Linked DNA regions of Homo sapiens: all the other regions are linked to region 1. A link is a contact called in ENCODE Hi-C or POLR2A ChIA-PET data. All regions are on one chromosome and are shown on one strand. The core of a region is the stretch at or near the end of the contact, and the rest is flanking DNA. Distances in the headings are between cores, read along the strand shown.

Evidence for each region. Hi-C counts contacts between places; a loop is a spot of excess contacts on that map. ChIA-PET counts read pairs that join two places held with the same protein, here RNA polymerase II (POLR2A). Pooled maps may share reads with other maps.
Region 2: a pooled map shows a loop between it and region 1 (3-fold over the local background). The contact joins two enhancer-like sites. A Hi-C loop is called at or near these places in 4 of 50 pooled maps. POLR2A ChIA-PET finds 5 or more read pairs at or near these places in 5 of 52 experiments (CD4-positive, alpha-beta T cell, CD4-positive, alpha-beta memory T cell, activated naive CD4-positive, alpha-beta T cell and 2 more).
Region 3: a loop to region 1 is called in a pooled map, with 2.1 times the contacts of the local background. The contact joins two enhancer-like sites. A Hi-C loop is called at or near these places in 1 of 168 maps with a recorded cell type or tissue (naive thymus-derived CD4-positive, alpha-beta T cell) and 7 of 50 pooled maps. POLR2A ChIA-PET finds 5 or more read pairs at or near these places in 4 of 52 experiments (BJ, CD4-positive, alpha-beta T cell, T-cell and 1 more).

The regions. Positions count from the first base shown.
Region 1 is chr3:141,264,573-141,268,997 of GRCh38, forward strand. The region is part of intron 2 of PXYLP1 (2-phosphoxylose phosphatase 1); the gene reads left to right. Among named protein-coding and RNA genes, the nearest start is that of PXYLP1, 35 kb to the left of the region's middle. Within about 2 kb of position 2,544, at least 5 of the 41 ENCODE cell types and tissues checked have a DNase peak (open chromatin) inside an H3K27ac peak, as active enhancers do; they include CD4-positive, alpha-beta T cell, where a contact is called at or near this core.
Region 2 is chr3:141,410,139-141,414,142 of GRCh38, forward strand. The region is part of intron 5 of ZBTB38 (zinc finger and BTB domain containing 38); the gene reads left to right. Among named protein-coding and RNA genes, the nearest start is that of ZBTB38, 44 kb to the left of the region's middle. Within about 2 kb of position 2,238, at least 36 of the 41 ENCODE cell types and tissues checked have a DNase peak (open chromatin) inside an H3K27ac peak, as active enhancers do; they include CD4-positive, alpha-beta T cell, where a contact is called at or near this core.
Region 3 is chr3:141,439,322-141,443,454 of GRCh38, forward strand. It overlaps ZBTB38 (zinc finger and BTB domain containing 38), which reads left to right. Exons shown (of 6, transcript NM_001376113.1): 6 at 3,068-4,133. The coding sequence starts at 3,068. Among named protein-coding and RNA genes, the nearest start is that of RASA2, 46 kb to the right of the region's middle. Within about 2 kb of position 2,215, at least 24 of the 41 ENCODE cell types and tissues checked have a DNase peak (open chromatin) inside an H3K27ac peak, as active enhancers do.

The DNA.
Region 1 (4,425 bases), core at 1,294-3,793:
ATGGGCCCCAGGGAGCTCTTTGTCCAGTGGAGAAGAATCACAAGCCGACACCCTGGAATACCAGGTGCTGTGTGCTGGGACAGGTAAGAGGCAGCAGCACAGTGGGGTCAGAAAGAACGTGGGCTCTGGAGTCAGACTGCCTGGATCAAATCCTTGTCCTGCCACTTACCAGCTATGTGACCTCAGGCAACTTCTTTACCCTCTCTGTGCCTTGGTTTCCCCATCTGTAAAATGGGGACAATGATAGTTCGTATTTCATAGGGTTGGCAAAGGATTCAGCAAACTAATATTTATAAAACACCCAGAACAGTACCTGGCACATAGTAATCACTACGTATGTGTTTGTTAAACAAATGAATTAGAGATCATTTATGGAAGAGTAGTATGAGAGACTAGAGTACAGGAACCCAATCCAGCTTGGAGTTGGGGAAGACCCCCTAAAAGAGGTGGCATCTGAGTTCATCCTTTAAAGAAAGCAGGAGTGGTCAAGGAGGCAGCTGAGTACAGGTGCTCCTGGCCAAATGTGCAAAGGCAGAGTGAGAGAGAGCAGGCCCAGGTGAGTCACCTGTAGGTAGTTGTGAAGTTGGAACAAAGTCTGGGACCTACCTCCTATCACTACACTATTCCTGAGGCTGTGAGGAGCCACTGAAGCGAGGAAGACACCATCAGATTTGTGTCTTGGAAAGACTACAGTCCAGCACAGTGTTTTCCAAAGCACCTTCATCAGAATAACCTGGGAAGCTTGTCAAAATGCATGTTCCAAAACCAAAAAAAAAAAAAAAGCACATTTTGTGCCCTTCCTTACAGAATCAGAATCTTGGTGGTAGTGGAACCCAGAAATCTGCATCTTTAACAAACTCCCTGGGTGAGTCTAATGCACACAAAATCTAAGAACTGCCAATCCAGAGGCTTGTGAAAGGGTGATGCTGGGAGGCACCTCAGAGGCTGTTTTGCTCATCTAGTAGCAAGCTGAGGGTGGCCCCAATGAAGGTATTGACCCTGAAAGGAAGAAGCAAAGCCAAGAGACGTCATGGTGGTTCTGTGGAACTCTAGCTAATTGGGTGGTGTCGTGGGGCTAGGATGATGGTATCGGGGGGACTCTACCATGGCACCCAGGAGTCTGGCTCGGGGAGTTCAGTAGACACTTCATTCATGCATGCATTCATTCACGTAAATGACTCATCTCCATCTGGGATAAGTCTGCCATAGGTGGAAGTAAATTCTCAGAACACAGACTGGGAAGTCAACCATGCAGGGCTGGTGGCTCCCTGGGTCTGAAGAAAGAGGCCACGGGAAAGTGCTCAGAGCAGGAAGGGAAGTGGGACAGGGCCTAAGCAGCAGGACAATCTGGGGCAGAGCAGGAAGGAGACCAGGCTGGGAGGAGTCACTGAAGGGCATGGACATCATTGGAGGTAGCCAGCGGGCCCAGTGGATGCAGTGTCCTGCCTAAGAGTGGACCTGAGGGTCTGAGGCCTATGAGAGACCCTGTCAGAAGCCACCATCTGGGGACTTTGTATTCCCTGCTGGTGAAGCCCTGGTTTCCGGAGGACCAGGGCTCCTTGGAGCAGTGGAAGCTGCTCCAGACCAACAGCCTGTGAACTTGTTTTGTTTGGCCCAACCCCTGTTTTTAGATTTTTTAATTTATTTACCAAAGTTTTAAAACTAGGCAATTTCATGTAAACTTCCAGCTCCTCTTTGAAAAACCAGACTCTGCAGCAACCTGAGGCCCACGGAGCATTACGGGGACCGCTGGCAGGAGCCGGGCAGCTGAGTCGGGGCTGCCACCCTGGGTGGGGAGAGTGCTGTCTTGGTCGCCACAGCGCCCACCTGCCTAGTCCCTGTCAGCTTCTGAATTTGTGCCCTGCGGTGCAGATGGAAGAGAGAGCCAAAAGAAAATCTGGGCAGATAGAGGACAAGGGGCCACGAAGGAGACAGAACAGCAGCAGCCAGGGGGTGGACTGTGGACAGGAGTGGTCTAGAAGCCAAGGGGGCAACCTGCTTAGAAGTTCTCAGGTGGGGAGCTGAGGAGGCCCCACTTAGCCAGCTCTGTGTGTGTGAGAGAGGGAGAGACAGAGGGAGAGAGGGAGAGAGAGAGATGGGGGGAGAGAGGGAGAGATGAGGGGGAGAGAGGGAGAGACGGCGGGGGGAGAGAGGGAAAGAGTGTGCATGTGTTTTCGATAGTTTCCCTGGGAACTCTTCTACCTGCAGAGCTATCGTGTTTCCTGTGGCCCTGATCCCCTATATCCCCTCCCTTTTTCTGTGCTGCTTTCAGTCTGATATCCGCTAAGAAAGAAAATAACAATGCTTGATAGAACAGTGTGTACATTAACATAGAACTGCCTCTGAGTAGGCAAGCAAGGAGCCCTGACAGGTGCCAGGGTGCTGTGACACCTTCCTCGGTGGTTCAGACCCTTGTGTCCTCAGTCCTGCTCACTCTTGTAGATGGCCATTAGCATTTGTGGTTTCGACTCTTTGCAGGGACCCCTGAGATCTGTAGTATATGGTGATAGTGATTCTGCCGAGGCACACGTCTTGATGAAAGTAGCAGGAAGTGAGCTGCTCAGCTGCTGAGGGAGCCACGTCCTGCCACACAGCCAGGGGAGGTGGTCGTCCTCTGTTCTTTGTCCTGTGTACGTTCAGTGGAGAAAAGTACAGAGTGGTATGTTTGAATGTGGGGATGCGTGAAGATCTCAGTATGCTTCATGGAAAAGATTTGGGGATGCAAGCCCTTAGAATGCACAGGGTCTAACGTACTGCGTCCTCTATTCTAAAAGCCCCAATGCGCTTCCTCCTGAGCTTTTATTTTGTTCAGCTGGAGACAAAAAGTATGAGAAATTGAAAGTGAAGGTTTACATTGTTAACCTAAGAGTTCTGTCATATCGCCATCTCTTCATTGTGACCAAAGTTTTAAATTCTGTATTTTTTGTTAATTTTGGTCCTTTTCTTAAAGATTTTACTTTCTGTTTGATTTCTGGGAGTTTTAATTTGCTTTTCCTCAGAATGCTTTATGTCCAGTTGCCACATAGAGTTAAATATCTGCAGGTGAAAAAAAAAAAAACACCATAGATGAGTGACAAAATTAAATCTGACAAATAAGCTGTTGTCACAATTTCTTAAGCTCATGTTGTAGATGCATTGGAGTGGGAAGGTGAGAGTGTCATGTAGCAGGTTCTTCTGCAAGCTGAGAATGGACACATTTATGTCTGTGGGTCATTCCTAGTTTTCTTTCAGGGTGGAGCTAGATAATGACCTCCCTCCCTCCCTCTCTGTCTCCCTCCCTCCCTCTGTCCCTCTCTGTCTCTCTCCCTCTCTCCCTCTCTCCCACCTTCCCTTTCTCTCTTCTTCCCTTTTTTCTTCTTAGTTCCTTATCTTAAAGAAGTTCTCATCAATAATTAGATGAGGGGATAGAGATATCTGTTTAAAGATGTTTACTGCAGCATCATTTGTAATAGGAAACAAAGGAGAAGGCAACCAACGTGTACAACAGTAAATACCCCATTACCTCATGATCACATAGACCTGTCTCTATTGACTTGGAAGGTTGTGCATAATATATTAAATTTTAAAATGGTACCTTTATATGCGGGTGGGTGGGGGAGAGAGAGAGAGAGAGAGAGAGAGAGAGAGAGAGAGAGTGTGTGTGTGTGTGTGTGTGTGTGTGTGTGTGTGTCTTGAGTCAGCAAGAGCAAATACTATCACGGCTAGTTAGTAAAAATAGAAAGCATTAGTAGAAGTATTCAGTGAATTCAGGAAAGTGCCTGGAGATCTCTAAGATCCACTGAAGAGATGAACAGAATAGAAAGCCACAGGATTTATGTGGCTGTACCCACTGCAGGGAGAGCGCGAGGCCAGCTGGAGTCTGGCAGGCAGAGTGTGCGCCTGCTGAGCCAAGCCACGCAGTGCAGACCCCGCTCACTCCCTGTTGTCTTGGCAACAGGGCTTTGGCCCCATGCTGATGACATTAAAAGGAGGAAGCCCACCTTGAAATGAAGTGAGTGCTGATCAGAGGCAGAGCCCTGTTATGTACCAGCAGCCCCACCTCACAAGAGAGAAGGAAGAGGCTGATCTAAAAGAGGAGACAAGGGCAGAATCTGAATCCTGTACACGAGGGTGAAGTAGGGCGGGCACCTGGGAGGGAGCTCTGGGACTGCCTCACCATCCTGCCCTCACTACCATCCTGCCCTCCTGCCAGTGCGGCTGTCACACACACTACAGATGTTACCCTGTGCCTCAGAGCCGTAGCTCAGGGGTGGGCTCAGGTGGGAAAGAATGGGGAGGTGGCTGGGATGCATGGCCCCTCTCTAGGATTTATCTGGCTGGAGCTTCAGCATCACATCTTGCCTCTCTTTGCCTTTCTCTTTTCCCTGTGTCATCCGAGGGGCTGGACTCCACTGGCCAGGGGTCTGCCCGTCCACACCACCCCTA
Region 2 (4,004 bases), core at 988-3,487, 150 kb after region 1:
AGGGACTCAGTCTGAGGTCTCCCAGGGGTCTCAATGTAGTAGCTCCCTCCTGTCCTCATAGATATGCCGATATTAGCCAGACTTTGGGTTCTGCCTTTAACCCTCTACACTTGAGGAAAGTGCATGAATTTAAGGGTGGGAGATTGTCCACTTTTGAGGGAATGAAGACTCTTACAGAAGGATTGGGACAGGCTGGTAATCATGGTTTTCAAATTTAATGCTTACAAGGAACCTGGGAAATAAACTAGCCCGACCTCTTTGCATTCCAGATAAGAAGAGTCCAGAGAAGTCTTAGGACTTGCTCAAGGCCACATCATTAGTGGCAAAGTGGGAACAGAACCCACTGTCCTAGGCCCAGTCTGCCAGAAAAAGGCAGGTTATCAGAAGAGCAGGAGATGGCAGTCAGCAGCAAAGCTTAAAGAAGGACTGGCATTGTCCCATGAGAGCAAGCTGACCATGACATCTGCTGGGCTTCCAGCAGACACACGCAGTAGGACACCGTGATGCAAAGCTTCCGGTCCAGTTGGAGCCCTTGGGTTTTTGCCAATTAAGATAGTCAAGCAAATTTATTTTTGACCTGGGAGAGACAGAAGGCTGTTTTCCATCTTACAAAAGCATTTCTCCTCTCTTATGTAAATGAAAATTCCTAAGCTGTATTATAACTTAATATTGAAAGAAATTAAAACATTTACGCAGGGAGAGAGGAAGACCCAGCTTGCGCACCCCTATTTTTCTGGCCACTACTGTGAGTGTTCATACCAGGATGCATTTTCATGAAAAATCCAGTGGCTGTTTAAGTCCTGGAAGGGTATCTTGGGATTATTTCAGCAACCCGTGAAGGCAGGCTTTGTGCAAGGTGAGACAGATATGAGCTGTCACTTCCTGCTTTGTGAGTTGGATATTGTTTCTAGGCCCTGTTTTATTTATGTTATTTTTCCTGTTCATGTGTTAGAACAACTGACTGTTTGTAGAGTTGATGACAATTAGATAATAAGACCACCAATTCAGTCCAAACAAAGATGAATTCATTATCTTGCCAGGCAAGGGAGACCCACATATTCAGATCAGTCTCCCCATACTTTTGTGCGTTTTCATGTAAGCATGGAGATTTCCGATTAGTTTTAATAGCACAGTGATTGGCTCCTAGACACCTAAATGAGGATTTCCTTTTTGAAAAACCTACTCAGCATTCTGATCTGTCCCTGCTTAAACCTATTTAGTCTGGTCTTATAGTCCCTGACTTGAGCCCAAAGAGCAAGGTTTCTCAAGGTCTCTGTGCAGGTCTTTGATGCTCTTTCGTGGAAGAGATTTACAGTGGTTACAGCCATAACCGGTGCCTGTGGCTGAACCATGCCTTCTGTAGTGTGTTCAGCCCTTCCCTTGAATTAATGCAAGTTCCACCTTTGCTTTAATGGGAGGGGACAGAAGGACCACTTTGAGGAAGCGGAGGCAAGAAGATAGTCTGCAAAAGCCATGACGTGGCACTGAAATGAAGCCCTGTGTAGGGTTTTACTCAGACGTTAGAGAACTGGCTGCCCCTGAGTGCTGTGCTAACTAGGGAAAGAAAAAAAACCCTGACCTTTAAAATTTTTCCTGTGAAGGTCTAGCAATTCTGGAGTGTCTTCAGCGACTACACAGTGTAAAGCAACTTTTTGCACAGAAGCACCATAAATTACCTAAATGGAAATTTGCTTCTAAGTGAAGTTCTTACCCTGTCTGTTGGATATTTAGTATTGTCAATATTTGTTTTTGTTTTTGACATTTTCAGGAAACCAAGAGCTTTTTGTCACATTTGAAGAATCTCTTTTAAGAGTTTCTTTTCTATTTATAATGCGTTTCTGATAAGAAGATTTGCACCTTTCTCTATTTTAGAAAATACTTTTTGAGGTCTTTTGTTTTTCCTTTTATGAAGTTTAAATAGTTGTCTTAACCTCCAATCCTAGCAACTCCCTTACATTAAAAATGACCTATATTTTTTTTCTCCCATGAGGTTCCTTTGCTCAGAGAGAATAAGAAAAGTTCTGGTAATTAGTCACTGTGGTATTCTGTAAACAAATACTTTGGAAGCTATGATTTATGTTACTGGTCGGGAAGAAAAAAAAATGGTTTTGTGTATCTCTAGACGATTACCCTTGTGAAAGGCAAGTGCCTCGTATTCCCAAAAGGTCTCTTGGGTGCCCTGTTTGTTGTGTTAAGGTCTCTCAAAGCCGGTGGCCATTTTCTGCGAGCTGAATCCCTGTGTGAAACTCCTCCCACTGTGAGGTCTACGAGCATTTGTTTTCTAAAATGAAAGCACAGGCAGAAACTCAAGCTATTCTACAGAACAGTCTGTTCTTTTGATTTTTTTTTTTTTAGATCAGTATATTTAAAGCATAATTTTTCTAAACAACATATTGCGAGTGTTTACCTGCAGTGGTTTGGAGTTTGTTTGGGGAGTTTTAATTATTTTTTAATGTAGACAACTTATTTACCAACATCATTGCTCCTTCTGCTCAGATAATTCTACCCTAAACCAGGTGAATAGGGGAACTATGTAGGCACCTGACTACTGCCAGAAACTTTCCTTCTGTTTCTATTACCTTTCTTTTGGGGTGAAATTGGCAACAGCTCACTGGAACTTAGCTCCCTTAATATTCTTTCTCCCTCCCACAATTTTTTCCACTCGGTTTTTTTTTTTTATCTGAACCATTGTTCATCCATTTGAAACACTGGCCAGAGTTTTTGTCGCTTTTCCATAGTAGGAAAGCCTTTGTGCCTCTCTTTGTACCTCAGACCTACTGGTGGGCTTGCCGGACAGCTCTGCCAAGCGCCTGCGTCTCCTGAGCCTATGAAGAGGCGACTTTCACAATCCTGTGCTGCCTTCGAGCTCTGTGCTGCCAGGCCTGGCCTCCCTCCAGAGGTCGTAGTGTTGCCAGCAGTGGCTTCAAACTGGAAACATGGGAGGAGGAATTGTGGGAAATGGGGAAGAAGAAAATGTTTGTGCAGGGAAAGTGTGTACGTGGACTTAAATAAATATCTGAGGGCCCAGGCCCATACAGATGATCTCTGTACGCTGGTATTTTGCGCCTGGAGCCAGGTGTCTGTTGACAGTGGGGAGGAGGTGGGGAAGACCCAGCCGGCCGAGAGCCTCAGCCACCTTCCTGCAGGAGGTCCTCACACCCCAGACGGTCAGAATGCTCCCCAGACTGAGGAATCAGCTGCACATCCCCCTGATGTCTCTAAAGCTGAAATCTGCTTCCTGGGTTTAGCCACCATTTTCATTGAGCAGTTCTGAGGATTCCTTGTGGGTACTTGTGATCTTGGTGGAGATGCTTCATGGTGTTGACCCTATTGTTTTGAATACCTGACAGCTGGATGGTCCAGGCCCTATTTCTATGATCTGTTTTTTGGAACTGTTGTATTTGTGTGACACAGTGATGGAGCATGATGTCAACTCCCACATACTGTAACCCAGGAAGGAGCATGATGTCAGCTCAGGATACCGGAACCGATAAAAACTCAGTGAGTGTTGCTTCCCCCGTTACACACCTGCTCATGATGACTTGTGGGATGCTTGTTTTAAAGGAGAGCTGAGTGCCTCTGATAGAAAATCTGATTTCATGAAATGCTTATTAGGAGTTAAGTACCCCTTTTTCTTGAAGCTTGAACAGACTTTATCATTAATGTGACTGACTGGAGCAAAGTGAAGAGTTTGATACCTGCCACTCTGTCTCTGAAGATTTACGTAGAGAAATTTTCCCCATAGGAATGGACAAACTAAAGGGATCCTTAAGAAATAGTATGTCACCCAAATATATTCTGTGGTAAGGCTTCTCAACACCTGTTCTTCATTAGGACGGAGCACTCTGAGAGTTTTGAAAACTTGAATACTGACATCTCATCATTTAAATTTTAGAAGGACAATGACTCACAGTACAGAGATTAAAATTTCACAGGCAGAACAAAACCTACATGTGATTTATACTTACGTTTTTATAGACTAAGATCTAAAACTCACATACATA
Region 3 (4,133 bases), core at 965-3,464, 170 kb after region 1:
TAACTATGATTTTTAAAGGCTTTCTGACACACAAAGGTAGATATCCCCGCTGAAAAATGTCATGCTTGGATTTTGCAAAGTTATGACAATATTTTAATGACATATATAATGATATTTATTGTATATGTTGTTCTGTTAAGTATGACTACAATATTATTCCATGTTAAGAGTTGGCCTTTTGCTAACCATCCTAGTTGAACAATCTGAGAGAAGAATCAGAACCCCACAGAAGTGGTTGGGGCTTTGTATATTATAAATCTGAGTCAGGACACCCTAGAGTGTTCATTAGCCTGATTTGAAATGCCGTATTCCGCAAATGGAAGCAGAGCCTAAAGGGAGGTTCAGGATGCTGTGAAGCAGAATGTTTTGGAAGAAGCAGTAGTTTTGAACTGGAAAGACAAAATAGATGATGTCAGCATAGACCTAAGCCACCTTTTTGAATCATATAGCATGTGTTTTGTCAGATCTGAAGCTATCTAGTCAGGCTGATAAAGAATTAAAATAACATGTGGGCTTCCAAGAAGCCAAACATGATAAAAATATATGAGTCAGGGGAGAAAGGAGATCCTACAGGGGCCCAGAGCCGAGAGACTTGAAAGAAGGCAAAAGAAACATCAGCAAAGTATGCTATTGATCTGTGACCCAGTGAAGGACAGACTCCTTCACTCCGGGGTCACCCTTTCTCCCTTCAGGGGCAAAGAGGAAGTCATAAGATTCCATTTCATTTCATTCTAGTTTTATTTGTAGAAATAATCCCCCATACTTCTAGAAAAGATTCATGGAAGATTACAGTTAAAGGCAGGGTAAACAAGAGCAGAAGAACTAATGTTAAATAAAGAAAATGAAACAATAGGCACACCAGAAACCCAGGCCAAGAATAGCTACAACAATTGATGATAAAAGTTAGTTCTGAGCTTCTTTGTCTTGAGAATTAAAACAGAAACATGGTGAATATAGTGTTCTCATTATCTGAATTGAAGAATTTGTTAGTAGAAAGGTACTTTTTTCCTATGACTGGATACAATAAAAGAATTTATCAAATGGATCCTTGTATAAAGGACACTAAATAACATAATAGTCACAGCTTATAATAGCAGCTTTACAAAAAGGTAGAGAGGTTCTTTGTGTGGCCATCTGGTCCATCCAACTAAATAAATGCCATGAGCTAAATGTTATACTTTACTGCTAGGAAAACATTGCCACTGAGAGTTAAAGAAGTATCATCAAACTGTAAGGCTTTCTGGAGACGTCTCTTAATACAGAATAGCACAGAGAGACTGGATGAATCTCTGGTTAGTATGTTCTGTAGACCAGAGGGTTTTTTTGTGTGTGTGTTTTGTTTGTTTGTTTTGCTTTACTTTTAACTGCATGTGGTGATCTATTACTGGGTAGTGAAATTAGTGAGTTGCTGTAAGCATTCTTTAAAAGAAAAGGCTGGGTGCAGTGGCTCACACCTGTAATCCCAGCACTTTGGGAGGCTGAGGCGGGCAGATCACGAGGTCAAGAGATCGAGACCATCCTGGCCAACATGGTGAAACCCCGTCTCTACTAAAAATACAAAAATTAGCTGGGCGTGGTGGCATGCACCTGTAGTCCCAGCTACTCGGGAGGCTGAGGCAGGAGAGTCGCTTGAACCCTGGAGCCGGAAGTTGCAGTGAGCTGAGATCATGCCATTGCACTCCAGCCTGGTGACAGAGCGAGACTCAATCTCAAAAAAAAAAAAAAAAAAGAAAAGAAAAAGAAAGAAAAGAAAAATACTAGAGCAGAACAGAATGCATCACACCTAGTAAGGGTGAGTGTTAATTTCATTTGTGTCTTAGGTCACTATGTACTGTGTATCTCTTACTGTGGGAAGTATGAAAGCTGCTACTTTTCACTGCCCCTCACTATAATATCAGTTAGTAAGCTTTAGCACACCAGACTCATGGAATAGGACTTATATAGAGAATATAGAAAATACAGAGAAGAATGGAGATGGGATCCTCAGACCAGAACAAGAGCCACTGTGCCTTGAAGTTGTGCTAATTCAGGAATCTATGACTAGATTCATTCTTGTCCGTTCTTGTCAAAGGACTTAGAAATGTCCTTTCCTGGTTTTACATTTTGTCTCCTTTTTAGTTGCCTTCAGTACCTGACAGTTCTTTTTGAAAACCCTAGTCTACTTTGTCTCTACTAAAGGGGAAACTAGAAAAGGAACCTGATGAGTCACCATAGGGCCAATAGCGCAGAGAGGCGGGGGTGCCCCTGGTGGTCAGACTTGGTTACACACCCTGCAACTCTAGAGATTGACCCTTATGAGCCACAAATTAGGAAGGGCTCCTTCAGTTCTTGCTTCTTCTCTGAGTGGGCAATAGCTTTGCATATAGGTACCACTTAAGGAAAATTCATTTAAAAAAATAGCCTGGGCAACATAGCGAAACCCTGTCTCTACCAACAATACAAAAATTAGCCGGGCGTGGTGGCTCTCACCTGTGGTCCCAGCTATTCAGGAAGCTGAGGTGAGAGAATCGCTTGAGCCGGGGAAGTGGAGGTTGCAGTGAGCGGAGACCACACCACTGCACTCCAGCCTGGGCAACAGAGCGAGACTTTGTCTCAAAAAAAAAAAAATCATTTTCCTGCTTCATGGTTGTGACTGGATCATCAGATTTCTCTTTGAAAATAGGCAGGAAGCTTCTGGCAGGACCATGGCATTGCCCAGCTCTAGTAGTTCAAAGCAGCAGCCTTGAATGATGATGAGACCCTTAACATTTCAGAAAAAAAAAAAAAACCTCCTCCCCTCCCAAATTTGGACATGTATATATAGCTCCAACTTTGGAGAAAAGGGGAAGGAGTTCTGGGAGGATTTCCAATGATAACAACTATTAGCAATGGTATGAGAAACAGGCTGGGGCAAGAAAAAGATTTAGCTTCTAATGTTGACTCTTGAGTCTCGGGAGCATCAACAGAATGAGATAAAAACCTGAAGTTTCATACAAAAGAACAGTTTTTCACAGAAGTGGAAAATAGTCTAGAGATAAAGAAGCCACCTGTGGAAGATTATCTGACCATTTCTCTCCTCTTGTTTCAGATGACAGTCATGTCCCTTTCCAGGGACCTCAAGGACGACTTTCACAGTGACACGGTACTCTCCATCTTAAATGAGCAGCGCATTCGGGGCATTTTATGCGATGTCACTATCATTGTGGAAGATACCAAATTTAAAGCCCATAGCAATGTTCTGGCAGCTTCAAGCCTGTATTTTAAAAATATCTTTTGGAGCCATACAATCTGTATTTCCAGCCACGTCCTGGAGCTGGACGATCTCAAAGCTGAAGTGTTTACTGAAATACTTAATTATATCTACAGTTCCACAGTCGTTGTCAAGAGACAGGAAACAGTCACTGATCTCGCAGCTGCAGGAAAAAAGCTGGGAATATCGTTCTTGGAAGACCTTACTGATCGCAACTTCTCAAATTCCCCGGGTCCCTATGTATTCTGTATTACTGAAAAGGGAGTGGTTAAAGAAGAAAAAAATGAAAAAAGGCATGAAGAACCAGCCATCACTAATGGGCCAAGGATCACAAATGCATTTTCCATCATCGAAACAGAAAATAGTAATAACATGTTTTCCCCGCTGGACTTGAGGGCAAGTTTCAAAAAGGTCTCCGACTCCATGAGAACAGCTAGCCTTTGCCTGGAGAGGACGGACGTCTGCCACGAGGCAGAGCCTGTCCGCACACTTGCCGAGCACTCATACGCTGTTTCTTCCGTAGCTGAAGCTTACAGAAGTCAGCCTGTACGTGAACATGATGGCAGTTCACCTGGTAACACAGGGAAAGAAAATTGTGAAGCCCTTGCAGCGAAACCGAAAACATGCCGGAAGCCAAAGACATTCTCCATACCACAGGATTCGGATTCAGCCACAGAAAATATACCACCCCCTCCAGTATCCAACTTAGAGGTTAATCAAGAAAGAAGTCCACAACCAGCTGCTGTTCTCACTCGTTCAAAATCTCCAAACAATGAAGGAGATGTCCATTTTTCCAGGGAAGATGAAAATCAATCTTCTGATGTTCCCGGGCCGCCAGCCGCAGAGGTTCCACCTCTGGTGTACAATTGTAGCTGCTGTTCCAAAGCCTTTGACAGCAGCACTC